Linked DNA regions of Mus musculus: all the other regions are linked to region 1. Evidence: chromatin loops called from intact Hi-C (ENCODE). Cell type or tissue: heart. All regions are shown on one strand. Region 1 has its middle 62 kb from the start of Gm33429. Region 2 overlaps Gm38791 (a long non-coding RNA gene). Region 3 overlaps Trim24 (tripartite motif-containing 24). Region 4 overlaps Trim24 (tripartite motif-containing 24). Region 5 overlaps Svopl (SV2 related protein homolog (rat)-like). Region 6 overlaps Atp6v0a4 (ATPase, H+ transporting, lysosomal V0 subunit A4). Region 7 overlaps Gm38791 (a long non-coding RNA gene).

What was found. A loop is a pair of places that touch in the nucleus more often than their neighbours do. Peaks named below come from ENCODE experiments on the same cell type or tissue, not always from the same donor. Only the 100,000 strongest peaks of a DNase experiment are listed, where the experiment ranks them.
Region 2: it touches region 1 in a loop (8-fold over the local background); 9 of 42 quality-filtered maps call a loop at or near these places.
Region 3: a loop joins it to region 1, with 2.1 times the contacts of the local background. A loop is called at or near these places in 3 of 42 quality-filtered maps.
Region 4: it touches region 1 in a loop (2.3-fold over the local background); 2 of 42 quality-filtered maps call a loop at or near these places.
Region 5: a loop joins it to region 1, with 3 times the contacts of the local background. A loop is called at or near these places in 7 of 42 quality-filtered maps.
Region 6: it touches region 1 in a loop (4-fold over the local background); 30 of 42 quality-filtered maps call a loop at or near these places.
Region 7: it touches region 1 in a loop (2.7-fold over the local background); 10 of 42 quality-filtered maps call a loop at or near these places.

What each region holds. Positions count from the first base shown.
Region 1 is chr6:37,590,927-37,594,926 of GRCm38, reverse strand. No RefSeq gene overlaps it. Among named protein-coding and RNA genes, the nearest start is that of Gm33429, 62 kb to the right of the region's middle. In heart, CTCF peaks have their summits at 572 (motif pointing left) and 2,354; a DNase peak (open chromatin) is centred at 2,646; H3K27ac peaks cover 1,025 bases.
Region 2 is chr6:37,731,016-37,735,015 of GRCm38, reverse strand. Gm38791 (a long non-coding RNA gene) reads right to left here. Exons shown (of 4, transcript XR_868982.1): 4 at 635-911. Among named protein-coding and RNA genes, the nearest start is that of Gm38791, 18 kb to the right of the region's middle. In heart, no CTCF peak of the experiment used is centred here; a DNase peak (open chromatin) is centred at 2,435; H3K4me3 peaks cover 313 bases; H3K27ac peaks cover 1,377 bases.
Region 3 is chr6:37,953,264-37,957,263 of GRCm38, reverse strand. Trim24 (tripartite motif-containing 24) reads right to left here. Exons shown (of 19, transcript NM_145076.4): 12 at 3,635-3,770; 13 at 789-861; 14 at 92-260. Among named protein-coding and RNA genes, the nearest start is that of Gm33494, 77 kb to the left of the region's middle. In heart, no CTCF peak of the experiment used is centred here; no DNase peak of the experiment used is centred here.
Region 4 is chr6:37,933,083-37,937,082 of GRCm38, reverse strand. All of the region lies in intron 7 of Trim24 (tripartite motif-containing 24), which reads right to left. Among named protein-coding and RNA genes, the nearest start is that of Trim24, 64 kb to the right of the region's middle. In heart, no CTCF peak of the experiment used is centred here; no DNase peak of the experiment used is centred here.
Region 5 is chr6:38,006,089-38,010,088 of GRCm38, reverse strand. The region is part of intron 14 of Svopl (SV2 related protein homolog (rat)-like); the gene reads left to right. Among named protein-coding and RNA genes, the nearest start is that of Gm33494, 25 kb to the left of the region's middle. In heart, a CTCF peak has its summit at 2,410 (motif pointing left); no DNase peak of the experiment used is centred here.
Region 6 is chr6:38,064,504-38,068,503 of GRCm38, reverse strand. It overlaps Atp6v0a4 (ATPase, H+ transporting, lysosomal V0 subunit A4), which reads left to right. Exons shown (of 21, transcript NM_080467.3): 14 at 674-767. Among named protein-coding and RNA genes, the nearest start is that of Svopl, 20 kb to the right of the region's middle. In heart, a CTCF peak has its summit at 1,992 (motif pointing right); a DNase peak (open chromatin) is centred at 2,103.
Region 7 is chr6:37,721,657-37,725,656 of GRCm38, reverse strand. All of the region lies in intron 3 of Gm38791 (a long non-coding RNA gene), which reads right to left. Among named protein-coding and RNA genes, the nearest start is that of Gm38791, 9.0 kb to the right of the region's middle. In heart, no CTCF peak of the experiment used is centred here; a DNase peak (open chromatin) is centred at 2,196; H3K27ac peaks cover 1,420 bases.

The DNA.
Region 1 (4,000 bases):
TGCTCTCCTCTTTGGCAATCCAGGTGAGGGTCTGCATCCTTTCCTTAGTCTGATGTGTGTGATAAGTTCTTGGACCTAGTTTTTTCTGGCATAAATTTTAATATTTCCCTGTGCTCCCACAGTCCCATATACCATAGGCAATTTATAGAGTGGTGCCCCTTCTATCTTAAAGGATAAGTTATTTATTAGTCTGTATACTATAGGCAGTATAGGACACATGGTGGTGTTTGCATACTTGCCTCTGTATTTGCATCCAAAATGGAGGCTGTCTATCAGTTTTTACAATATCACGGAACAACTCGATCTCAGCACTCTTCTGCAGGTCTCACGTCATCTGACTTTTATTTTCATGTGATTGGAAGCCTTCCTTGTCCCACCTACTACTTTCCAAAAGCAAGAATTAGGGCTGGAGATGTGGCTCAGAGGTTAGAGCATTGCTGCTCTTCCAGAGGACTCTGTTCAAATTCTGGCATCCACATGTTGGCTCACAGTCATCTGTCGCTGCAGTTCCAAGGAATCTGACACCCTCTTCTGGCTTGCTTGGGTACCAGGCACATGTGTGGTACACGTGCGTACATGTATGTGCAGTCAAAACACACATACACAGAAAAGAAAAGAAATAAATCTTAAAAAAAAAATAAAAATAGTGATCCCTAGAGGGCTCTTCATTGCTGGAGAAAGAGGATAGGCAGTCCGGCATTTTGAGTTACACCTGGCTTCTTATCAGATACCCACGTACACACCTCGATGATCTCTATTGTTTACCTGATAAAAATAAAGCTAATACTCTCTGACATCCACAGAACTCTTATCTTCAGCTAGCTTTCCCTGTGGCCAGAGCTTTCCTTTTTGTAATGTGTCTGATCTTTGTGCTTGAAGGGTGTAGGCGAGGCTTTGGGTAGAGGTGGTACTGTGGCCGGGTGGTAGATGAAGGGGCTCAGGGAAGCTCTTCTGTCTGTCAGTGTGGAGAGCTGCTGTGTTACTCGGGTCCGCAGAGTCTCTGCTGTCTCTGTGTGTGAAATCTGACACTGTTCCCCGGGTGTGCATGAGCACTCTTTGTTCACAGCCCCTCCTCCACAGTGAAAAAAAAAAATCCTCCTAGCCCATGATATATAAATCATAAATAGACCTGTATGGTATTATAACTTGGATCTTGCCTCTGTTCCATTTGTTGTGATTTATGTCTGCTCTTCTTTTCCTCTTTATTATCTCCTTAATTGTAATCATTTTTTTTTGTTGTTGTTGTTCAGTTGCTCTGCATTTTATTTTGTTATTTCTCTTAGGAAAGTCTACTTGGCTTTAATAAGGGGAGCATCACTTAACTGAGAACAAATGAGAACATATAGCTTGAGCAGTATCTGATTTGTGAAAGAAATCTGTTGATAGAAGAGGCTCCAAGGTTTTCAGTTTGTAGTTATCATTTTTCTTGACTTGCTGGTTACACTGGGTTAATATTGTATTTAATACTGGATCACACACACACACACACACACACACACACACACACACACACGAAGAGAGAGAGAGAGAGAGAGAGAGAGAGAGAGAGAGAGAATATGACTAAGACTATCTGGAATTTTTGTTTTCCGGGGATTGTAGCTTTGAAACTGGTGACGTGAAGCGATTGCAAAGAGAGCTATAGCTATTTAGGGATGATATTTGGGCCCTGAAAACTCTACTCTGTGCTTTTCCCATGCGCAGGGTAGAATAAATTCACGAAGCTCCTTCACTGTTTCTTCTATAGAAGTGGCCACCATTCAGGGTTTCCTCCGTCCCTTTATAGATGCAAATGATCTGCTCAAATCATCTATACAAAGTGAAAAGGCCTCCTCAAATCCAATCCTTGAAGGAAATCTCCTTGAGAGTTAAATCTCAAACAAAGGAAGAATAGACCAGGGCTTATTTATCTTCTACTTGCTTTGGGGATTCCTAGGCAGATCGTACAGAAGTGAAGAAAAAAAGCTTAGGGCTATACAGTCTTTCCTCTGCTTTTCGTTTCTTCCTCCTCTGTGAAATGCAGTAGACAGGCTCGCCCAGAGGCAAGAGAGCCCAGCGGTTTCTAAACCTGAACTAGAGGGCAAAGCCTAGTAGTACTGTGAAGACCTTTGTTCTCCATTACGAGAAGATTAGAATCCAGAGGAAACTGTGTGAATGTGTGAGCGTAGGCAAATGAATAGTAATTTTTCCTTATGGGAGGCTTAGCAAGCAGGATGTAGAAGGCTTTCCTTTCGGAGATTATGAGAAATCAGACTTGAGAAGGATCTTTTCCCATATTCTGCCTCCTTTTGAGAAGAGGGCGTTTGTTATTCACAGTGCCCGAGCTAAAACAAAGATAGACTTGGGCTCCCCTAGTGGCCTCCCCTGACCTTTGCTCTTGAGAAATCCTCCCTTCCCCCATCAAAGGCAGCTAGCCTGCCAAGCACCAGTATTCTACAAAACCTCTCTTACCTTGTAAAAATGTATGTGTGAAGGGATTCAAACTCTACCTGGTAAAACTTTTGTTTATGCACAAGACCTGCTAAATCCCTGGAACGGATGGATTGGACAGTAGCCCGTCCCTCTCTTCTTTCCTTTGCTTCCTTCCTGCAGCTTTCCAAATTAGCCAATCAGAACTAGTCTGCGAGGTTGACCGCCCAATCGAAGAGAAATAACCAACTGTCGCTGCCGCCTTTCTCTAGGGATGACCATCAGGCTCCCGTGCTGGCCCTGTTCGGGATGTGATGCACTCTCTTTGCAAAAGGAAATCGCCTTGGAGTTACTTCCTCACTATTCATGTGATCCTTCCTGCAACATTGAGATTATTCTTTTCCAACACTCAGTCTTTCAGACTTTTAAAGTCAGATGAGGAGCCTTCTGGTCAGCGATGATGGAAATAGTGGTGTTCCTCCAGTTAGAGTGGAGAAAGAGAAGAGAAAAACTCTAAGAAACTGCCACGAGCAAATGAAGGAATTTGTGTACTGGGGTTGTCGTTATACTCATGATAAAATACTTCAGTAGACACATTTATGTCCTTAGGTCAGAGGACAGTTCTGTGCACTCAGTTCTTTCTTCTCTTTAAGTAAATTGCTGGCCTAAAAATGTTATTAAAAGCAACAATGGAGCAAAAAAGACTGGAAACAAATAAACATTTTGGAGAATATCATTCCCCAAATTGAGAAACAACGGAGGTTTTGCTTGTGAATCACTGGATATATCTATCCACGATCTTGCTCAGTATCATAACAATTTGCACATGCTTATATAATTTGAGCATGTTTTCATGTTACTGAGCATGCTTTTTCTAGAACCGATAATGCGACTGATAATATCGCCTCAGAACGGCTGGCATCCTGGTCGAGGATTACCAAACTCAATTTCTTCTTCCCTTCCTCTCCTTCCTCCTTTTCTGCTTATGCAGAAGATTAAAGCAAGGTGAAGGGGCCTGGGGCTGGGACAGGGGTGGGACCTGGTGCTGGGGCTGGGACAGGGTGGATCAGGGCCGGAACTAGGGGTCGGGGGTAGGACTTATAAAATACTAACATGTGTGAAAAACACATGATTATTAAATCAGCTTTGTCAATGAATTATATACAAATATACCATGGTCCTCCTACTAGATTTTTTTTTAATGGAGTAATAGGAAATTGAGTTTTGCATCATATCATGTGTGACATTTCTCTCTTCCCACATGCTTATGTAATGCTAGCATTCCTCAAGGATCCCAGATAAGAACAGTTTCATCAGGAATCTCTTATTTACAGATTTCTTTGCAAAAGATTTTCTTTCTACTCTTTCCTTTTGTAAGCGTTTGACAACCTAGTTAGCAATCGTCATGAATTAAAACAGTTCAGATCAGAAAGCTCATGACTTGAAACAAGATGCTCTAGGGCTTACATCTGTAACCTGACATGTGGGAAAGAATGAACTTGCCCTCATAGATAAACACGTGACAAGTACTTTCATACTTCCGTGTTTCTGACAGTAATACATTCTCACTAAAACGGTGAAAGCTTCAGAAAGC
Region 2 (4,000 bases), 140 kb before region 1:
GTCTAGTTCTTAGGGTGCTGAGACAGGAGAATTGCTGTGACTTTGTGGCCAAACTTGGTTACATAATAAATTTCATCCCTGCAGATTTTATTATATCATGTGTTTTACCACTGACGTACATATCCAGGCCCTGTTCAGCTCTTAATATTTTAAAAATAGTTCTGTATTGGGCTATTCATCTACCAACTTTAAATTCACAACCAATCAAATCAATATAAATATTTTGCATTTTGATGGGTAGTTCACCAAATACAAAATAATAGCAGGACGGTGCTTTTTCTCTTAATGAAGTCACACATCTGTCTCGATTGCACTGCATTGAGGGGATGAAGGCTCAGCATCAGTTTTATTTTTATTTTTCATCTTTAGAGAGATAAGCACCGAGAAAACCTGATTACATAAATATGTAGATATAAGAAGTAGAAGGAGTTTTGTTACAGTTCTGCCAATCAATTCTTGGAACGATGAGTTATTTTCTAAAAAAAAAAAATCATAGAGTCATCTTTGTTGAAAATTGCTTTTAATGAGTTATCAGCTTGCTACTCAGTAAAGTCTTTCAATTCTGTTGCCCAAATCATTGGAAGTCATCTGACTTGCAAAGAGGCTCCTCTTCTGAAAGGCATTCATTTAGCCCGTCACTAGGAAGCCTATTAAAAAGTATTATAAAGGTGGCCTGTTATCTCAGTAGCAAAGATCCTTAGGAAGAATAATCAGGAAGTCCGTGATGCAGGTTAGTGGGGAGGGTCCTTGCCTAATATGCTTGAGGCCCTGGGTTTCATCCCCAGCACCTCATAAACCACATATAATCCCAGCATTGGCGTGGGGGCATGAAGGCATGATGACCTGAAGTCCAAGGTTATCTTCAACTTCACAGCAAATCTGAGGCCAGTCTGAGCTAAAGGAGACCCTGCCTTGAAAAAACAAAACAAAACAAAACAAACAAACAAAACTACTAACTTGTCAAGTTAAAAGGATTGGAAATTAGTCATTTCAACTCCTCCCCCAAACCCACCCACCCTACCCCAAAATAAAAACAATTTAACTTGATTTCTTTTTATCCTTTTCCCTTCCCTTCCCTTCCCTTCCCTTCCCTTCCCTTCCCTTCCCTTCCCTTCCCTTCCCTTCCCTTCCCTTCCCTTCCCTTCTCCCATCTCCTTTTTTTTTTTTTTTTTTTTTTTTTTTGGAGACATGGTTTCACAATGTAGCCCTGGCTAGCCTGGAACTTTCTACGTAGCCAAGGTTGGCCTTGAACTCACAGAGATCCTACTGCTTCTATTTGGAGTACTGGGATTAAAGGGACACACCAGCACTCTAAACCTGAAGAAAATTGTGATTATCTAAATTTGTGTCTAATAGGCCCTTGAAAATTAGTTGCGTATGGTAGTGTAGGACTGTAATGCCTGCGCTGAAGAGGCTGATGCAGGAGGATCCTGAGTTCAAGAATAGCCTTGGTAAACTGGGCGTGGTGGCGCACGCCTTTAATCACAGTACTCAGGAGGCAGAGGCAGGCGGATTTCTGAGTTCTAGGCCAGCCTGGTCTACGAAGTGAGTTCCAGGACAACCAGGGCTATACAGAGAAACCCTGTCTGGAAAAACCAAAAAAAAAAAAAAAAAGAATAGCCTTGGCAAATCAGTTATAGCACTATTTGTAACACTCATTTAACTTTTTTTTTCTATGTATAGCTTTTTGGTTGGGGTGCTATGCTTAACTTTTTGAAGTATTTTGTAATAAAATATAGACATGATATTGTCATTGCACAATACTTTCAGTACACAGGGAGCAAGAGATAGTTTATTCTTTTTTGTTTGTTTTTGTTTTTTCGAGACAGAGTTTCTCTGTGTAGCCCTGGCTGTACTGGAACTCACTCTGTAGACCAGGCTGGCCTCGAACTCAGAAATCTGCCTGCCTCTGCCTCCTAAGTGCTGGTATTAAAGGCGTGCACCAACACACCCGGCAATAGTTTATTCTTGAGTTAGATATGTCCAGGAACACAGGTTCAGTTTGACCTAGATAATATGTTCTTACATGGAAATGATTTCATGAAATATTTACAGTTACCGAACAACAGAAAGTCAAATCAAGGCACTTTTCAAATATGCTGGTGAGAAAAAAAGATGAAAAAGGGAAAAGAAAAAGGAAAATGTCGTTTATTGTTTTGAACACCAGGGAAGGGCAAACAGGGTCCCTGTATTTGGGGTTTCTCTTGAACTTTTAACAGAGAGTATCCTTGCTGTCTCCCTGTATCCTGCTGTGAGGCCCCAGCTCTGAAGACAGGGGATGGGGGTGGGGTGGGGGCGGGGTGGGATCGAAGCTGAAAGCCTGTAGATGAAAGGAAGCGCGGGAAGCCGGGGCAGATGACACGTGACCTTCTTTACTCTGGTGGAGGCAATGGCCTCTGGTCTCAGGGGCATATTTATACAAAAATCACACAAAGGTGGCACTCTGCCAGGGATGACTCATAGTTACATAACAGGCTACATCGTTGGTGATATGTGCTGCTGGCTGACTCATCTTCCCGGATATCCTGTGTGAGCCATATTTAGCACATTATGGATTTCTACATTGGTGCTTTGCTGTTTAAACCTTTTCGTGGCCCGTATGGCCTTCAGTTCTCTTTACCTGCCTTTCATTTTTTTCTTTCTTATAATTTTTTCTTCAGTATAGATTTGATGCCTTGTAGAATATCCCATCTTCTGGATATATTCAGTTGTTTCTATCTGATATATTTTGTTTGTCTATTTATTTATTATTATTAGTCCCTCTCTCTGTGTGTTACGTCCATATCTGTGCATACACGTTTGCCCGTGTTTGGACATGGTTGTGTGGAGGTGAGTGTGCAAAGACAGCCTGGGATAAATGAGAACCTTCCCTAAAAAAAAAGAGAGACAGAAAGAGAGAGGGAGAAGGAGGGAGGGAGGGAGGGAGGGAGAGAGAGAGAGAGAGAGAGAGAGAGAGAGAGAGAGAGAGAGAGAGAGAGAGAGAGAGAGAAAGAAAGAAGAAAGAAAGGAGAAAGAAAGAAAGAAAGAAAGAAAGAAAAAGAAGAAAGAAAGAAAGAAAAAGAAAAAAAGAAAGAAAGAAAGAAACAAATCAACAACATCCAGGTTTGGGCAAAGACTAAATTTAAATATGTATTTAATAAAATATAAAAAACATGGCTCACTTTCTATGGAATATTTCCCAGGACCAGCAGCCATCTCTTGCATTTTATTTATTTATTTATTTATTTATTTATTTTTTGAGACAGGGTTTCTCTATAGCCCTGGCTGTCCTGGAACTCACTTTGTAGACCAGGCTGGCCTCGAACTCAGAAATCTGCCTGCCTCTACCTCCCGAGTGCTGGGATTAAAGGCGTGTACCACCACGCCCGGTCTCTCTTGAATTTTCTAGGTGGGAGATGCGTACCCTAAAATTGCACTGTGCTCTGGCAATGGGTAACTAAAAGTTCAGTCTCAGAAGACTGCCTCCCACCCCCCAGTGCCCAAACCCCGGAGCTTCTAGAGACCAGCTGGTTGTAAATTGAGGCTGTTTACACAACTCCTTTCATAGGTTCAATAATTTATTACAAAGGTCTGCAGAACCCAAGGAAAAAGTGACATTTGCTGGCTTCTTACAAAGGACTACAAGAACTCATGCCTATTAAACCAACAATACTGTTATTCCTAGCATCATAGTCTAGAATATATCTCGTTTCAGAGGAAACCAATATGGTCAAAATATCCTGCTTTAATACCATGTTTTCCCCACGACAGCAGTATAAATCCAACAGGGACATGACTCCATATGTAGGCTTTATTGGCTGCTAACATGTCTCCATTTAAGGCGGCTTTACAAACTGCGTCCCTGTGAGATGCTCTGAAGGTTTTTGCACCACAGGTTATTGTACCACTCTGAGACTTGGAAAATCTTTCCTTTGTAACACAGGAGAACTGTGAAAGGGATGTGTCTGCTTTGGCCTGTGCTTGCTTTCTCAAGGTGTGTGACAGGCTTTCCCCATAGAGG
Region 3 (4,000 bases), 360 kb before region 1:
TCTGGAGCCATGAGGGGAGGGAAACTCAATTTAAGAAATCCTTTTCTTGCCTCTTAAATGGGATTAGTACTGCAAGTATTGGTATAATTACATTTTGAGGTCTAGATTCTTCATCTGATTCTTGTTTTACTATAACAACAGGAAAATCATAATTTTCAGGTGGTCCACTGTTTTCCTGTTTTATTCGAATTGGCTCCAGCATGACTACTGGGACCTTGTGAGTAGAATCAGCTCCTGCTGGTTTGCTGGAAGAGCCAGAGCTGTGAGGGAGAAAGACGGAGAAGGAGACACGATCAGACAACCTAAAAGTGGTAAACTGAAGAACATTCTGGAATACTGCCACTTCACAATAGTAACGTATATCAGCAGTGAATGATGTTTAAAGCGCAGTTGTGGAATGCAGTACTCATTTCCTCGATGATGACAGAAAGGCCTTACATACTAACCTTCTAAACAGATTTATCACGGATCTGAAAATTACTAAAACCTGATTTATACCTAAATGACTTGACTATTCTAAGTATTTTCTTCAGGATGGGGGGTGTCATTATTCCCTAAACAATGCAATATAACAAGTAACTATTAAACAGTCAAATTGTATTAGGCAGCATCAGCAACCTAGAGATGATTTAAAGCATGCATAAAGATATGACCAGATTATATACAAATACTGTACCACAGAGGACTTGGACATCTGCAGGTTTTGGTACACTCGGATGGGCCCTGGAACTGATTCTCTATGGATACCGAGGGAAGACTATACCCATAAATACGGTTAATCTGTTTACCTTCCTCGACTTCCAACACTGGAGGCACTAGGTGAACGTATTGGGGGATGGACGCTAGTCATAGTAACAGGCCCTGAGAAGGAAACAGACACGCACAGGTGAATGAATCATCTATGCAATCAAGTTTGTTGAACTGTTCATTAAGTTATACCAAAACCAGGACCATCCAATAAAACTCTACAAAACCATAGGCATATCTTTAATATTTTGTTACACCAAAGTTTACAGTCATGACGCTATGGACTTCTAGGCAGGGAGAAAGTCTGTCCATCACAGGATATCTACCAACCAGGGTTCCACTAAGAAAACACTTTTAAGTCTTTCCTGCAGTAGCGTCATAGGTAGAAGACTGCAGGGTCTGTGAAAACTACAGAAGAGAAAGGGGCTAATATAAAGGAGTTCTGGGGATAGAGGGTGGCTTAGGGGTAGGTACTAGTCAGCAAGCCTGACAGCTCCAGCTGCATCCCTGGCTCCACCCAACAACAATTCATAGCAAAAGTGAAAGTCAGACTCAGATGTGAGGGAATAAACAAGAGGTTCTGAACTGCTGCCATAAAGAACCTCAGCTCAGGAGCTCAACTGGCTCAGGAGGGAAAGCAGCTTCCTGCCAAGCTGGATGACCCTAGCTATCCCTGGGATCCACACATGAGGAGGAGAGGTTAGATTCCCACAAACTCTTTTCTGACCTCTACATGCATGCTGTGGCACTTATATACATGTGCACATACAGCAGTAGGTGTAAGACTATTAATAGTAAGTGAAATCCCTACTCTGGAGGCAGTAGAGGTCATATGGGAATCTGTCTAGTGTCGGGCAGTCCATAGGAGATAAACGTCAGCCTCAGAAATATTAATATGATGCCTTCAGTACAGTATGTAGGAAGGGTCCCGCTGACATCTGTATCACCGCTATCATCACAATTAAAATCGTAGCTAATTCAGTAGTAAGAAACCAGAACCTGCTTAGACTCTTCTACAACTGGAGAGAGGAACAGTTTTGTTTAGTCTATTTTGCTAGATGCCTTTATTGGGTAGGGATTACTGATTCACCCGTCTTTCATCACCAAGAACATTCCTTATTTATTCAAATGCATTTGTCTTTTATTTTATTGTAGGTTTATTATTAAAATAGGAACCTCTACTTAAATTTTGTAACCACCTTATTTTTTGGTAACATTGCTGAAAAAATTAAGTACTCTCCTTCCCATTATTCCAAGAAGATTCTGTTTGTGGCTAACTTCCTAAGAACTGAAAGTCTCTCCTCCAGGGAAAAGGGAGGCTCCTGAGACTCAGGAAGCTGAAGAAGTTATGTTAGGCAAGTGCGGGGACAGAAGAGCTCTTTGGCAGGGTCCTGGGGTGGGGTTGGGGGGTGGGGCTGCAAACCGTGCAGGTGGCTACAGGGATCCTCTTTGCTGAGTTACCAGCCACACTGGCAGGGTATGGTGAGCTCACTGGTTCACCGGGCTAGACCTGAGTGCAGTTCTTGCTTTAGCTAATTGTCACCAGCATATTATCTGGATGTATCTGTTAATGTCTCCCCAGGATGTCACACAAGAGACACCTCCTATATCAAGACTCCAGGAGTATATTTCCAGTGTTTCTTGTGGCAATCAATTAAGTATACTAAAATATTATTTTTTAAAATTTTACTTTTATGTGATTTGATTGTTCTGCCTGTATGTATGTTAAGTGTATCCTATGCATGCAATGCTTGGGGAGGTCAGCACTGAAGTTATAGGCTGTTGCAAGCCGCCATGTGTGTGCTGGTGTTGGGAGTCAAAACTAAATTCTTTATAATAATCCAAGTGAAAAAGATGACTACCAAGTCTTAAGACATAAAGCTGGACCTCCTCCCCAAGCTGACTAAGTCCAGACAAAGGTCACCAGCGGACTGTTTCGAGAATTACCACAAGATGACTCCAGACCTGACTGACGCAAACAGCAGATGTCATAACCATAAGGTGTACTTTTAGATAGTATACCTCCCCTTGTAGTCACCAAGGAAAATTACCACTGCTCCCCCGCCCTTCTGCATAAGGGTTGTTTCCCCTTTGGTCTTTTTGTATAAAAACTACAAGTTTTGCTGAATACAACGAGGCCTTGACAAGATTCAGATTGACTCTGTCTTTTCTGTGCTTGGCTCCGTTTCTCTCTCACCCCCATTTGGTTTCAGGAGCAGTCCCCTCGAGACCCACAAATAACTGGACCTGCTGGGAACAGAACCATGGTCCTCTGAAGGAGCAGGAAGTGCTCTTATACAGTGAACCATCTCCTTTCCTCCCTACGTTAAACATTATTAAATACTATTAAACTCCAACAAGCAAAACAAAACACCAAAACTGCTCTCCTCTTTTTATCCTAACTAATAACATTTGACGCTAGACAAATTACATTCTGAAAGAGATGATACCACAGCATCTAAATGTATTAATGACACTGAGATAAAACTTTGCTCTTTGGTTGCTATAATGCGAATAAATTTTGTTGAAACTACAAAAGGAACCTGTGTTTCCTTCTTTGTGAAGAATTCTAGTTTTACATGGTATAAAAACTCAGGTTGGTGGAATAGGCTCACTTATCACCTGACAACCTGAGCTTTGAAGCCAAGAATCCACTTGGTGGAAGGAGAAAAGCCAACTCCAAGTTGTCCTCTGGCTTCCACATGTGCACTATGGCACAGATACGGAAACACACACATAAATGTATATAGAAGTAATCATTGTTATTTAAAAATCGAGGCAGAACCCTCATCACCACCAAAAATGAGGCTGAGGGAAACTTAATTATTATGAGTAAAAATACGAGTTAAAACCAGAAAACATTTACAAATCCAAAAGGTGGCTTTACCTGCAAGGCCTGGAGATGGCACTGATGAATTTGGTGACTGCACCGTTCTGTTTGACGGAGGCCTCGGCTGGGCGTGATCTACACCTGTGTCTTTCCTTGCAATGTTGTCCAACATTATAGTACTTGAACAATCAATCTTCCGAGAGAAGAAATTATTTCAGGGCAAATTAATGTTGAAAACTAAAAACAACTGCAAATTTACGAGAAAACTTCAATCCTAAGTGTTATCTTTCCTTCCTCTGCTTTTTTGTTGAGGCAGGGCTTCTCTGTGCAGCCCTGGCTATCTTGGAACACAATTTACTGACGAGGCTGACCTTAGAACTACCATTAACCCACCTGCTTTTGCCTCTGCCTCTGGAATGCTGA
Region 4 (4,000 bases), 340 kb before region 1:
CTCTTTCTAAATATGTTCATGGAAGGTGGAATAACATCACCACCTTTAATATACTTGTATGAAATCCACTTGTTTATCTGACAAACAACCCAAATCCAAGACATTATCTTGTCTCTTAACGTCTGATGCTCCATTAGAGTTTGAACCTAAAATGCCGCACAGTTTGGTGTTTTTAACACTCAGTTCCTAGCTATAGTGCTATTTTGAAGTGTGGATCATGGCTAGAAGAAGTGTTACCTAGCTGTAGCCTTCCTCAGCCTTGAAGCAGGCTATTCAGACTTTGCCGCCACTGAATACATCGCCTGGGGTGTAGGGGTGTAGCCTTCTGCTTAGATGGCTCTATTGTTATGTCAACTACTGCTGCTCTTCTCTGAGATTCCCCTGCATCCTATCATGCAGGCTACAGGCTGGCACCAGGCACAAAGGAAGGATTGGGGGTGGGGTGGGGGAGATAAAGGGTCTCCCCTATTTATAAGCACAGTCTCTTAGTAAACTCGCGGGCTTTGATCAGAGAAAAAAATTGTCTTGGCCTTGTTCTTTTCTTTCAGCCCCAGCCTGCCTTTCAGGAGTACTGGGTTCGCGTGGCCGCAGGCGGCTCACACCTAGCCCTAGTTCTTCTGGGTTGCTGCCACTGTGGACTGAGATCTAGCTGAAACAGTAAACCAAAATAAAACTGCAATGTCTAAACTTTTGGATATCATGTCACAGCTCTGACTATTGGTTTACACTTCTGGGTGGCCCCCAGTCCTTGTCACATTATGTCCTTATTTATAATACTAATATCACCATGCCAGGCAGATGCAGACAGACATCAAGTTCTGCCCTTAACATCTTAGTATTTGAGTGCCTCTTTTATATAGAACTAGTAAGAATAATTTTTTTTCAAAAAGGCTAAGCCAGAAGTGGTGATATGTGCCTATGATCCCAGCAGGGCTGTAGCCCAAGCCAGAAGAACCAACCTCGGTGGTAGCAGGGGGGGTGGGTGGTGGTAGAAAGAAAGATGAACAAACGTGAATCAGGGGAGAGAAAGGCTTTCTGCGATAGATAAAGCATCAGAAAGAGCTCCATGTTCTGAGTACTGAGGGTCAGGGATAGGGAGCTGGTAGTAGAGCCAGAAGCAGACATTCAAGGGGTAATATAAAGGTCCTTGATTGCTGAAATGGGAGGGAGAGGAGAGCAGCAAACTCATTCACCTCTTTGTACTTGCTCCTTTGTACTTCTCACTACCAGTAAAGAAATGACCAGTGCTTTACTTCCTTAAGGCTCTAGTAATGTAATTTTCCTGCCTTCCTTTTAAATCATCCACAGATTTAAGGCCCAACAGATAACAGAGAAATTCAAAGCAACTAATGTTTAAATATTTCAAAATACTATAAGATTTGACTTCTGAATGAACTTTCCCACTTTATAGGAATCAGCCAGTTTCTTTCCCTTTGTCCAATTATGAAAAACAGGAGTTAACTAAATTAGAAGACATAAAATAAAGAAAGGCTAACTCACACAAAATACTTCTACATGGTCAAAAAAATAATTAAATGAAGAGGAACAATTTCCTCTCAATTGGGAGGAAAAGTTTGCAACACACATACACATACACACACACACACACACACACACACACACACACACACACACACACACACGGGTGGGGTGGGGGGAGCATGCAAGAGAGTGAACAACAGACACTTTCACAAAGATAAAAATTTCCAATAGAGAGGCAGGTGGATTTCTGAGTTCAAGGACAGTCTGGTTCACAAAGTGAGTTCCAGGACATCTAGGGCTATTCAGAGAAATCCTGTCTTGAAAAAACCAAACCAAACCAACCAAACAAAAATCCAACAGGGCTGAAAAGATGGCTCAGCAGTTAAGAACATGTTCTTTCAGAAGACCATTTAGTACACATGCTGGGTAGCTCACATAGCCTATAACCCTAGTTCCATTGGATCTGATGCCAAGGCACCTGCACATGTATGCATATACCTACACAGATACTTAAAGTCTTTAAAAACTGTCTAATAGGTCTAAATGAATAGGTGTTCAACAATATAAACCAACAAGTTAAATGCAAATTAAAACCACAAGTAGTCAGTACATCATGCTTGCAATTACAGCTGCTAGTTAAACAGTGATCACAGTAAATGCTGGTGAGAGTCGGAGATTGGTGGGAATGTAAACTGGTATAGCTACTATGGAAAAAAGTATGGAAGTTCTTCAAACAATTCAAACCAGTACTATATGCCCTAGAAGCCCTTTAATTGGATATATTCCCAAAGAACTGAAATGCATGGCAGTAATGTCTGGACTTCCATGTCTATTGTAATTTTCATGAAGGTAAAGTACCAGGAGCCATCAAGGAGAAGCTAAACCTTAGCAGGTGATCTTCCTGAGATGATCCTGCCATGGACTGCAGTGGAAACTGCCAGTCTTCAAGTGTCATGAGTTAATTGCTTCTGAGGTAGCAAGCAGGCAACTACTTAGAGCACATTCCAAGAGTTTGTAAAACCATTAACCAAAGGTCATAAAAAGGGAACTAATGATTTATTATAGGTGCAAGGACAGAAGAAAACATATTGACTGGGTTTATCTATATGAAACTTCACTAATACCTTAAGCACAAAAATTAAGGCTTTTAACTCTCTATGAACCTATAGAGCGAGTGAGAGATGATGAATGTTTAGCTAAATAATTACTCTTAATGGATATGCATGTAAACATTCTCTGTTGACTTGAATTTATGTGTAAACTTGTGGTGAATCTTTTACCATGCAATCATGTATTCTGAAAATTAAGTGCTGAGGACAAAGAGACAAAGAACTTTTTAAGCAGAATTCCAGAAGAACGTTTTAGAGAGAAAAACTTTTTAGAAAAGAACTTTCTTAGAAAACTTTTAGAGAGAACTTAGAAGTAAAGGAATTGGAAGTAGTAGCATTGGAAGAAAAGGGCATTATTATGACACCAGAGCAGGAGGAAAGAGCAAGATTAAAAAAAATAGCTGAGAGAACTTTTTAGAGAAAACATTTTGGGGAACTCTTGTAGAAACTTTTTGTAGAACTGAAGAACTAAGAAATAATGGCTTTTCAAAGCGTCCCTTTCTTCCTTGGACTTCAACTAATAGGCAGGGAGTAGGAGCTGCACAGTTCCTGCAGACAGAACAAAGGCTACTTTACTTAATCCTCCAAGGTTTCACTATGAGGTGCTAATGCCAGAGACTGCAGTTTTCTGGCCTCAAGGAAGGCAGGCAGGTCAGCTACAGTAGCAAAGTGACTTAGACTTAAGTATATAGGTAAATGTTTTATTATTAAACAGCAACCTTAAATATCTTGCCCCTGCCAGTGCTCTTCCCTCAACCCACCTCTTACCTTCAAAAGAAAAGCAAGAAAGAAAGTAGTGCCAGTTATGGCTCCCAGCAGTAAAGACAGGAAAAGAAGTGTACAAACTGATGGATGCATATACAGATTTATAGATCTTCACATATCTACTGATGGATAAATAGCGATAAGATAGATAGATATATGTCTATATCTAATCTATATATAGTGATATATATCATCAATCTCATATACAATGGAATGTTTGGTATTTAGCAAAAAAAAAAAGAAGGAGGAGGAGGAGGAAGAAGAAGAAAAAAAAAAAACACCCCTCCCCCTGAAAAACCCTTGACATTTGTGACAAGAATAAAACTCTAGGCTATGTTATGCTTAGTGACATCACCATAACTGAAAACAGCATTAGATATGTCACATCTCAAAAAACAAAAGTCAAATGTGTAGAAACAGAATACCAGGTAGAAAGAGGCAGATAATGTTGAAATTAGTCAATGACTGTTTTTCAAAAAAATTAACAAATGAGTCTAAAGATTATTTTGCTTAAAGAAGCAGTAAAAACAACTAAATCACTGTTAATCATGATAGAAAATATACAATAAAACAATTCAAAATAAGGAATAATTTTTAAAATGCTTATAAGTCAGCATTCAGCCATACTTAGAAGAGACTTACCT
Region 5 (4,000 bases), 420 kb before region 1:
AGCGTATTTGCATATGTTAATCTGGAGGATGAGACTACTTAAATCAAAGCAGTTAGGGACATATATGACATAGCATTTGAGAGACATTATATAATAATGACAATAATCAAGGCCAAAGTGCTCCTCAGATACATACTTCTCATGAACAAAATATTTTTGTGACCACAGATGAGTTCCTTCTTGTTAAGGTACACAATGGCTGCAAATGTTTAGTACTCTAGGCAAGATGATATCTAAAGCATGCAGGCCACGGGAACAGCACCTTTCTCGCTGAGGACACCTTCTTCAAGGACCACACAGGTATCAGTGTCAGCTCTGCAAGAGAGGCCACTCGCTCGGCAAAGCAGGAAGAAGGCTCCTCCTTCTTTTTTCCTGTGTGTTGAAAGCTCAGATGTATTTCAATCTATAGAAGCATCCTTTGCTGCCTCTGGAGTCTATCTTCATGGGGAAGAGTTTAATTTGCTTCATTACCGAGCACCAACAAGATGCATGATGCAGTGTTTGGATATTGGAACTAGCTTTAACAAGTTGGCTTTACATTATTATTGTTGTTGTTATTATTATTGCCTTTAAGGAACTGTGGTAGGGGAGGGAATGAGGGGAAGAGGGAATGTGAAAATAAGAGAAACAAAGGCACTTTAAATCCCATCTAGTGCAATCAGCCACTATGTACTTCACTTCCTTAACCAGTTTGAATGTGGAGAATTCAAGTCTGGGACGCTTCGTGTCCACTCCTAAGGTATTGCCAAGGTTTCTCATGGAGTGAGCTGCTTCAGGCTTTCCTTGGTGGTAGCTGTCAGTCTTAAGTGCTAGGGTAGCGTTATGACATAAATATTCCGGGGCTCTACCCAGAGATGCAGATGGTAGAGATGGAGACCCGCTACCTGCACTTTAAGTACCCACGGCCAAGTCTGAGTCGGCTGCTCTGTGTGCCTTTCTGAGGACGGCTGCGCCATCCACTGGGAGAGTGGGGCTAGGAGCTGGCTTTCCTCTCACAAGATTCTTTCCTCTTTTAGTTTCTACAACAGGTGATTCAATAAGTTCAAGCATAAACTTTCCAGGCCTGAAGAGATAGCTTAGTGCTTAGAATGTTTGCTGTTCTTCCAGAGGACTGACGTTCAGTTCGAACACCCAACATCCATGTCGGGTGGCTGACATCTGTCTATAACCACAGGTCTGTGATACCTGATGTCCTCTTTTGGACATCTCAGGTACTGCGCACATATAGCACCCTCCCCCCATATGCATACACACACAAAATATATTTTAAAAGTAAAAGCCATATACATCAGTTAGTAATATGTTTACATAATCTAAAGCCTAAATATATAAATTTTTAAGTCAAATGCATTTTTAAAAGCAAATTTTTTGCTGGGCAGTGGAAGCACATGCCTTTAATACCAGCACTTGGAGGCAGAGACAGGTGAATTTCTGAGCTCGAGGCCAGCCTGGTTTACATAAAGAGTGAGTTCCAGGATAGCCAGCGCTACACCAAGAAACCCTGTCTCAAAAAACAAAACCAAAAACAAACAAAAACAAAAACAAAAGTGAATGTTTTGACGTATCTAGTTGTTAAGAAATTGACTGCAATAAAATAATAAAATCCAGGTTCACATATTCCAAGCAAACAAAGGAGAATTTTACTATAAAGTAAAGGCTTGCTACAGTGCAGAAGGGACCTGCACAAAGCTTCCATGGAGCTAGACCAAGGACTATTCTCCTTTTTTCTGGGAAGCATCTGGGAATCAGGTGCCTTAATCCTAGCCAAGTATCTTAGCTCATGCTCTTATAGCAACTTATCATAGACGGAGGAGCTAGGGGTGTGGCTCAGTTGGAAGAGTGTCTACCTAGCATGCAAGTAACCCTGGGTTCCAGCCCCTGCAATCCCAGCACTTTGGGAGGTAGAGGAAGGAGGATCAGAAGTTCAAGGCCACCCTCACCTACCTAGTAAGTTTAGAGCCAGGGCTAGGTGAGACCCTGTTTCAGAAAACAAAACAAAACAATCAGACTGAGTAGCTTATAAATAACAGAACTTTCTGACAGCTCTAGGGACGGGAAGCACAGGATTAGATGTCTGTAGAGTTGGATTTTGTGAGGGCCCTTTCTGCCTTGCTGGCTGATGGCCACCTTCTCATTGTATCTGCATCCATGAAAACGCCTCGTGTGGCCTGCTTTATAAGGTTGCAAGCACCTCCCAAAGGACCCACTTCCAAAAAGAACATGCTCGTATCTGAGATTAGGATTTCAACATAGGGACTTTGGAGGGGCATATAGACCTACAGGGTCAATGGCATTAGGAGTCCCGTGTTTCAGCGATGTATGATATACTGAGACCTTCTATGGATGGGTGGTTAAGTCCTGGTAGCACAGCCTGATGTGTGGAACAGCTAGGGAAAGTAGCGTGTCAAAGCAACGAAGACTGCCCTCTTGTGGCCAAACATAAACAAGACAATCTTATGAAGATGAGACCATTATGCAAATAAATGAAGGCACAAGTGTATGCCTCACACACACACACACACACACACACACACACACACACACACACACGTGCACGCACACAACTCAGCACAAAGGACTGCCAGTGGGAAAGTTCACTCAGAGAATGGGGCATGGCAAACAAATGGAGCCTTTGTTAAGAGGAAGGAGGTCTCTTCACCTTGAATCCTCTTTCAGTGACTAATTTAAGAAATGGTTTCTGGAGTATAAATCCCCCCCCGCCCCTGCCCCATCATAGAAAAAAAATTTTGTAGCAGTATTTATGTAGCTCACTAATAGTCTTTGTTTTATGAAATAAAATTGTTATTCTCTTATTATACCATATTAGTTATATCATGTTATTGTATCTTCTAGGTTTTTATGTATTAATTTGGGAATTTTACACATGAGTTCTGTAGTTACATAATTTCCACCCTGTCTTTTTCTCCAACTTCTCCCATGTCCACCCCTCACTCCTTCTCAAGTTTGTGATTGCATAATTATTATTTTACACACACACACACACACACACACACACACACACACACACACACACACACGCAGCCTACCGAGTCCATTTAATGTTGCTTGTATATGTATGTGCTTTGGGCTGCCAGCTAAGAGTTGGATACCGTATCAGTAGACTTGTACCTAGAGAAGACTGCGTGCCCCTGTCTCATTAGCTCTCACTTGCCTGAAGCTTTTCATCTAGGAGCGGAGCCCTTGTGAGGCGTCCTTCATCCACACTGGCATGTTTGTATTGTTGAGATTTCATGGTAAAGCTCCCTATTGTACAGAAGACACTATCGTGTAGCAGACTTTCCTGTCTTCTGGGTCTTACAGTCTTCCTGCTTCATCTTCTGTGATGTTTCTGAGCCTTAGGTGTAGGCTAATTGTATTACATTGACTGCAGCTGGGCACCCCATGGTCAGCTGCTCTTTGCTTTTTGATCAGTTGGGAATTTTTATAGCGTCTCTTTCTGATGCAAAACGAAGGTTCTTTGATGAGGGATGAGAGCAACACTTATTTGTGGCTGTAAATAGTTAGAAAACAGCAAATATATTAGTTCAGGAAAATGGTAGCAGGCTCTCCTTTAGGGAGACTCCCCTAGCTACAGGTTGACTAGGTTTGCAGTACCAGGCTTGAATTCTCTCCTGCTGAGCAAGCCTTGGGCCCTGTTAGACAGTTGTTGGTTACACTTAAGATGTCAGTACCACCATTGCACCATTGGGAATAGCTTGCCATGTTGCTGGTGGTTGTAGGAGTTATATGTTATCACTAGGTAGGGCTGGCGATTGCTCCTCTCTCTTGGCAGCTTGCATAGCATCATTAGACACGAGAACTCGTCCTCTGGGAAGAGGCTTCCAGGTCAGTTCCGTCTCAATTCCTCCAAGTCTGTGTCCAATGTGTGTGTTGTCTTCAGCGATAGCTATTACCTTCAACTTTGGGGAAGCAGCCAAAGGCAACAGCAATAAGAACCTCTATTGTTGGGAGTCTCTCTGATTCTTCTGGCCAACAACTC
Region 6 (4,000 bases), 470 kb before region 1:
TGGTTTCAGCGTTTGGAGGCTGATTACGGGATGGATCCCTGGATAAGGCAGTCTCTAGATGGTCCATCCTTTTGTCTCTGCTCCAAACTTTGTCTCTGTAACTTCTTCCATGGGTGTTTTGTTAATAGCTGAGTAGTACTCCATTGTGTATATGTACCACATTTTTTGTATCCATTCCTCTGTTGAGGGGCATCTGGGTTCTTTCCAGCTTCTGGCTATTATAAATAAGATTGCTATGAACATAGTGGAGCATGTGTCCTTCTTACCAGTTGGGACATCTTCTGGATATATGCCCAGGAGAGGTATTGCGGGATCCTCCAGTAGTACTATGTCCAATTTTCTGAGGAACCGCCAGACTGATTTCCAGAGTGGTTGTACAAGTTTGCAATCCCACCAACAATGGAGGAATGTTCCTCTTTCTCCACATCCTCGCCAGAATCTGCTGTCACCTAAATTTTTGATCTTAGCCATTCTGACTGGTGTGAGATGGAATCTCAGGGTTGTTTTGATTTGCATTTCCCTGATGATTAAGGATGCTGAACATTTTTTCAGGTGCTTCTCAGCCATTCGGTATTCCTCAGGTGAGAATTCTTTGTTTAGCTCTGAGCCCCATTTTTTAATGGGTACCTGACTGTTTTTATATCATGTTTGTCTCTCTGCTTTGTCTCCTTAGTACTCACATCGTGGAAAACAGTCCATATTTGCAGCTGGACCCAGCCATCCCAGGAGTGTATTCTGGGAATCCCTACCCATTTGGAATTGATCCGGTAAGAATTCCTTCCGGTTATAGATGATGTGTTGTTGAGATCTCTGAATAAAGAAGAAACAACAAACTGGGGATGAGATGGGATAAACTCAGAGGGTTGCATGACAGGCAGAACTGTGTCTAGAAGATAAATTCTGCCGCACTTGGACTCTACTTCCTATATAGTTTCCTGCTCACTTCCCTCTCCAGCAGCTATCCCATTGCTGGCAATAACGAGCTTTTAAAATGCCCTTGCAGCCTGGAGAGGTAGCTCAGCTGACAAAGTGCTTGGTACTAAAAGCCTGAGGACCTGAGTTTGGTCTGCAGAACTTTCATGTCAAAAGCCAGATATGGACTGGGCATGGTGGTGCATACCTTTAATCCCAACACTCAGAGACAGAAGCAGGAGAATTATATAAATTTGAGGGTGGTCTGGTCTACATAGCAAGATTCAGTCTCAAAGAATAAAACAAAACAAAATCTTAGACATGGTGGTATGTGCTTGGAATCCCAACTATCAGGAGATGGGGCCAGGTGGATCATGGGCTTGGCCAGTGAGAGGTCCTGCCTCAAAAAAGGAAAAACAAGATGGTAGATAGTCCCTGAAGATATTCGTGCTCTCTCTCTTCTTCTCTGTCTCTGTCTGTCTGCCTGTCTGTCTTTCTGTCTCTGTCTCTCTGTTTCACACACACATACACGCATCACACACACATACAAGTTGATTGCTTAGAAAGTATACACACACACACATTAAATAAGTTACTTAATATTTTGATCAAGCGTCCTACTTTGGTATTTTCTTGCAGTGGGTAACATATTACACTGTAATGTATGATTTTAGCTTGTTTGCAGGCCAAAGGTCAAACTTGGGTATATCTTTAGGAGCAGCCTACCTTGTGTTTTGAGTCAAGATTTCTCACTGAAATCTATGACTTGCTAAGTGAGCCCCAGGGACCCTCCTGTCTCTTCCTGCTTCAGACTAAAAGCACACACCAACACCACCACACATTTTTACATGAGTTCTGGGATCAAAACCTGGATTCTCGTAGGTGCCTGGCAAACACTTCACAGACTCAGGTTCCTGTGGAGTTTTGAGATGTGTTTCCTTTGACTTATTTGTTTGCTGTTTCTTTCAGTCAACTAGATGTGGCATTTCCAAAGCCTTTACACTATGAGATCTCTGAGGGGAAAACAAAAAACAAAAAAACAAAAACCCAAGTTGTGAATGGATACAGAAGTTCATGCTCATAAAGCCACCAGGTGTCACTGTTGCGTTCCCAATCAACCATGCCTCCGGTAGTCTTGATGAATGTCATTCTCAGCTCTGTGTGGAACACAGCCTGAGTGGCCAGCTTCAGCTTCAGCAACTGAGAGCACGGCCTGGCAGTGGCTCTCCAGTCACCACCCTCTCAGTCGCCTCCCTCATGCGTGTCATCCCTGAGCTCTCCTCTCCTCACCCAAGAAAGCAGAAAGCATTGCCCAGGGGTTTTCAGACCCTACCTCTCAGTCCCAGCTGCTGCATTCTAAGTTTTATCAAAACAGGTAAAATCCTTGCAAGCCAGTTGTAAACGGCAAACGTAAAAGACAAACGTGAGTGGCTGATATTTTGTAAAGGTCTTATTTTTATTATTATTTTTTTGATTCTGCATGCCTGTGCATGTGTGCACTCAGGTTCATGTGTGCACACGCATGTGCCTATGTGAGTGCAAGTGCCCTAGCAAGGCGGAGGCATCGGGTCTCCTGGAACTGGAGTTGCACGTGGTTGGAAGCCAGACGTAGGTGCTGGGAGTGAGCACTGCGAGAGCAGCACGTGCTTCTTCTCTCCAGCTCCATGTGTTGCCTTTGCATAGAGGAAGGCTTTCTCATTGGTCAGGATGCCATGGCCAGGAAGCTGGCAAGGGGGAGATGTCAGGGTCTGGTTATTTTCCTTTGCTTTGAATCCCATTGTTCCTACCTTCTCTTCCTGCACAGCCCACACCCAACTGTCAGTGAACCCCATCTGTCCAGTTCTGCTCTCCAGGCTCAGCAAGGCGCACATTACACGGTGGTATTTTTATTCGGCTTTAAATGAAATCATGACATTCGCAGGAAGACAGATGAAACTGGAAGTTACTGTGTCAGGCTAAACCAGCCTGCTGCAGACAGACCAATGCTGCTCACTTTCTCTTCTGCAAAGCCTAGACTTAAAGTGTGTGAGTGTGTGTGTGTGTGGGGGAGTGAGGTTGGGGGGACAGGACTAGAAGGGGAATCATGAAAAGAACAAAAGAGAGCTTAAGGAGGTTGTGGGGAGGAGAGTGTCTTAGGTTGCTTTCTATCGCTATGATAAAACACCATGACCAAAAGCAACTTAGAGAGGAAAGGGTTAATTTGGCTTCCTCTTTCACATCACAGTGTGCCATTGAAAGAACCTGGCAGTGGCTCTCCAATCCTGGAGGCTCTCCAGAACCTGGAGGCAGAGACTGAAGCAGAAGCAATGGAAGAATGAATCTGTATTGGCTTGTTCTTCATGGCTTGCTCAGTCACACTTCTTACACCATCAGGACTACCTGCCCCAGCTGGCGTGCCCACCGTGGGCTGGATTCTCAGATATCAGCCATTAATCAGGAAAATGCCAACTGGACAATCTGGTGGCATTGTCTCAGCTGATGTTCTCTCTTCTCAAATGACTTCAGTTTGTGTCAAGATGACACAAATAAACACCAAACAAAACAAAACAAAACAAAACAACCCCCAAAACAAAAACCTGAGCAGGATGGATGGTAATGGAATCCAAGTGAGGATGATTTGAGAAGAGAGGGAACCAGGCAGAGTGGGAGCTGGTGTGCACTGGGGAAGACACAGGTGAAGTGGAATGAAGTAGGGCAAAGTCTAGTGACACATTCGTGTGAAGATGCCACATGAAACCTGTTACATTGTTTCCTGTTAACTTCACAAGCCAGCAGCCAGTGCTCTTAACCACTGAACCATCTCCCCAGCCTCTCAAGTAATAGGAAAACAATTTAAAAAAGAGGAACGAAACAAAAGCAGCCAAGCAGCCCAGAGTTCCCATCCTTTGTGCAATTTTGCCACTTGATCACAATTCTGAAAGGAAAGAAAAAGACCATCAGGGTCAGAGAGAGAGGCAGGATGCTCAAAAGAAAGGGGGAACTGGTAAGGTTTAGAGCTTACTCACAGGAGGCACTGGGTTCTATCCCCAGCACCACAAAAACAAAATAAAACAATTCAATTGCTTGTCATAAAATTGTATACGTATAA
Region 7 (4,000 bases), 130 kb before region 1:
TCAAGGCCAACCCTGTCTACATAGTGACTTATAAGACAACCAAAGCTATATAGTTTTGTTTGTTTGTTTGTTTGTTTTGTTTTGTTGTTTGTTTTTAAAGCACAGAAACCTATCACTTACTATGCTACTTAAAATAAAGTTGATAATTTTCAAAAGAGGGGGGATGTGGGTGATATGAGTATGTCTGTCACTCAGTGGTGGAGTCACTTGGGTTTGATTCCCTACCAGCTGAAGCAGGAATAGCAGTGTGACATACATTCATGTGGTGTTGAAGACAGAGGCTGACCTCTCTGAGATGGCCGGAGAACCCACCAAGGATGAGGCAGAGTGTGTACTCAGCATCAGGTAGAATCGTGAACCCAGAAGGATGGAGAATCCAACCAGGTTATGGCCAGTGGTCTAGACAGCAAGTTCTGTGGTGACCTGGAGATATGAACAAGGAGTAAAGCCCATGGCAGGCGCTGGCATGTCAGGATGGTTCTAGTTTCATTTCTATAGCTGTGATATTTTAATATCCTGACAAAAGGCAGCATAAGGAAAGAAAGAGTTTATTTAGCTTACTCTTCCAGGACATAGTCCATCACTGCTGGCAAGTCAAGGCAGAAAATCATCACATCAGGCATTGGTTACTTGTCTTTTGCTCTGATTAAAAACAAACAAACAAACAAACAAACAAACCAAAAAAAAAAAAATCCATGACCATGGCAACTTATGGTAGAGAAGGTTTATTCAGCTTACGTTCTGGATGGGTGAAGTCCACTTGATGGAGAGCTCACATCCTTTTTCTTTTTCTTTTTTTCCAAGACAGGGTTTCAGCTGGGTGTGGTGGCACACACCTTTAGTCCCAGCACTCGGGAGGCAGAGGCAGGCGGATTTCTGAGTTCGAGGCCAGCTTGGTCTACAAAGTGAGTTCCAGGACAGCCAAGGCTACACAGAGAAACCCTGTCTCAAAAAAACAAAAACAAAAACAAACAAACAAACAAAAAAGAACTGGAGGATGGATGGGCTATGTAACCTCAAAGCCTGCACTGTAACGGGCATCTTCTGGCAAAGCTACATTACCTAAATTTCCCCCAGACAGCACCACCAGCTGGTAACCACATGTCCAAATACCGGAGAGGGCGGGAACATTTCTCATGCAAAGCACCACATAACACATCCACAGTCAAGAACAGGACAAAGATCATTTCTTGCTTGCTTAGTGCTCAGTTAGCTTCCTCTACTGGTATATAGCCTGAAGTCTGACTCAGAGAACTGTGTCACCTACATTTACACTGAGTCTTTCTATATCAATTAACAATCAGGAAACTCCACCAGAACTGCCTACTCTGCCCAGAGGACCTGGTTTCCATTCCTAGCACTCACATGGCAGCTCGCAACTCATCTGTAACTCCAGTTCCTCGGAATCTGATGCCTCTTTTGGCCTCCCCAGGCAATAGACATGAAAATGGTGTGGAGACACATGCAGGCAAAACATCCATACCACATAGAATAAATAATGAAAAGAAAAAGACAGTGTCCCACAGGCAAGCCACCCTGATCAAGATAACTCCTAAGACTTTCTGCAGATAATTCTAGGTTGTGTGAAATGAAGTCAAACTTAAGTAGAACAAAGGTCCTCGTGTCTGAGACCAGAGAACCAAGAACAAAAGCTACACAGTGGGTGTGTCGAAAAACAAATGATTCTGTAGGTAGGCCCTTTCTGTTAATAAATAGGCTACATACCTAAAACTTAATGAGTAAAATAAAACAGCTTCAAAGACTCAAAGGGGCTATAAATTTTGTCTATAGAATACAGAACAGAATAATATCCTTCTTGCTCAAGGTTCCTCCTATTTGGCCTCATCTTCAAAACCATCGCCACAAATGTTTCTCTAAAATACAAACCCAGACAATTTTCCATTAAAAAGCTTTGGATGGTGTGAGACCTGAGCTCTACAGCCAGGGAGTGATAATTTCAGGGAGCTGGAAGCAGATGGAACATACTTTATTCACTCTGGCGAAGGCAGTCAAGCACCCCACTTCCAGGTTTCAGTAGTATAGTTACAAAGAATCAGACAAAAGTGGCATCTTGCCAGAGATGACTCATAGTTACATAACCAGGGATTACATCATTGTTTATTTGTATAAGCTGCTAACTCATGGTTCCCTGGATATCCGGTGTTCTTATCTTAGCTCATCGTGAGTATCAATGCTGGCACCACGGTGTCTAGATGCTAATTGGCCCTTAGGGCCTTTGTTCCACTCAGATGGCCTTTCTGTGCCTGTAGCAAAGTCAACTCACTGGAAAGATTCTAAACCCTCCACTGTCCAGCCCACTCTCGATAGGGATTACTGTCCACCCAAGCTCTTAAACACTGCTTACCAAAGTTTGCATTTCATGGGACAGTACTAGTAGTGTGCGAGTACTACATCTGTGGCTATAATTATTTGCCACAGAGTGAGTAGAGTATTAAGAACCAAACTTTATTTGGCTCACAGTTTTGTAGGCTAGGAAGTCGAGATCGGGTGGCCACAACTGGTGCATTTTATGACTGGAGACTCTGAAGAGATTCTGTACAAATGGTACAGGCCTTTATATCATCATATGTTGGGAAAGAGAGTAGCATTTGTGGTGGTTTGAAAAAGAATGACTAGGACAAAAGCTGGGAGTGACCACGGTGTTGTTAGAAAAGCGTGAAGACTTGGGACTTTCGATGAACAAAGCTTTTGAACGCTGTGTTCCGGGCTTAATGGGCCATCCTAGTAGTGGCTCGGAAGACAGTAGTGCTGAGGTCAGTATGAACTATGGAGGTCTAGCTCAAGACGTTTTATAGTGGCTGCTGAACTATAGTTATACCATCATGTGAAAATATTCCTAATTTCGAGACATGGTTTCTCTGTGTAGTCCTGGCTGCCCTAGAACTCACTTTGTAGACCAGGCTGGCCTCGAACTCAGAAATCCACCTGCCTCTGCCTCCCAAGTGCTGGGATTAAAGGCATGCACCACCACTGCCCGGCTCCTAAGAATACTTTAAGAACTAAAACTATCTTGGGCAAACTGGTTTTGGCTCACTTAGGCCAGCCATAAATTAACCATAAATTCCTAGAGTAAACTGGTCTCTGGACCAGTCATAAATTCTTATACAATATGTCCCTGACCTAAAGGTTATAAGAACTGCCTGACTACTTAACTGCTGTCTCTGAAAACAATGTTTGCTTACTATACATGTCTAGAGCTACTTTTCTGTATATGTTACAATTGAAGTTTTTGCCTTTTAAAACTTGAACAAACTGGAGATTGGGACAAATGGTAGTGAATAAAGACTTCATATGATTTATTCAGGCACCTTGGGAGTTTTCTTCTTCAGGTACCCCATAACAGTTTCAAAGGGAAACAGTAATAACTACTAGACTATGGTGATATTTTGACCAAAAAAAAAAAAAAAAAAAAAAAAATTGTGGCTGCCTTTTGCCTTTGCCCTAAGGTTACATTGAAGAGTTTTGACCTAATTTCATTGGGAAAGGAGATTTCAAGCCAGATTAGTTTCGACTGTGTCATGTGATTATTAGTGATCATGTTTTTACATACAGTTGGGAACAAGCAAAAGAAATTTAATCTAAGTGCTACCATGTAGTTTTCAGAAACTAAATTCAAGGTTCCAGGCCCTAAGGGAGCCTGTAGCTGAATGGCTTCTGTTGTAATCAGTTGTCTGAGTCCAGACAGCTCAGGGACAACTTGTAAGGAGACAGATGTTGGAGTCAAGCCATCTCAAGGCTGACTTCTCCATCTTGCTGGCAGGGTCAAACAAGTTCATGTTCCCAGGCCTAGGAATGAACACCTATTCCATTTTTCCAAATATTTTCTTAATTGTAGGTCAACTGGCAAAGAATATAGAAATTGCTGTTATCTAAACAAAGGTACATAAATTGTAAAAATATATAACCATTTTCCTGTTATGCACGAGTTAACTACATGCAGCTGATCAGCTCCTTTGATCCCTTATCACTCTGAGCTCCG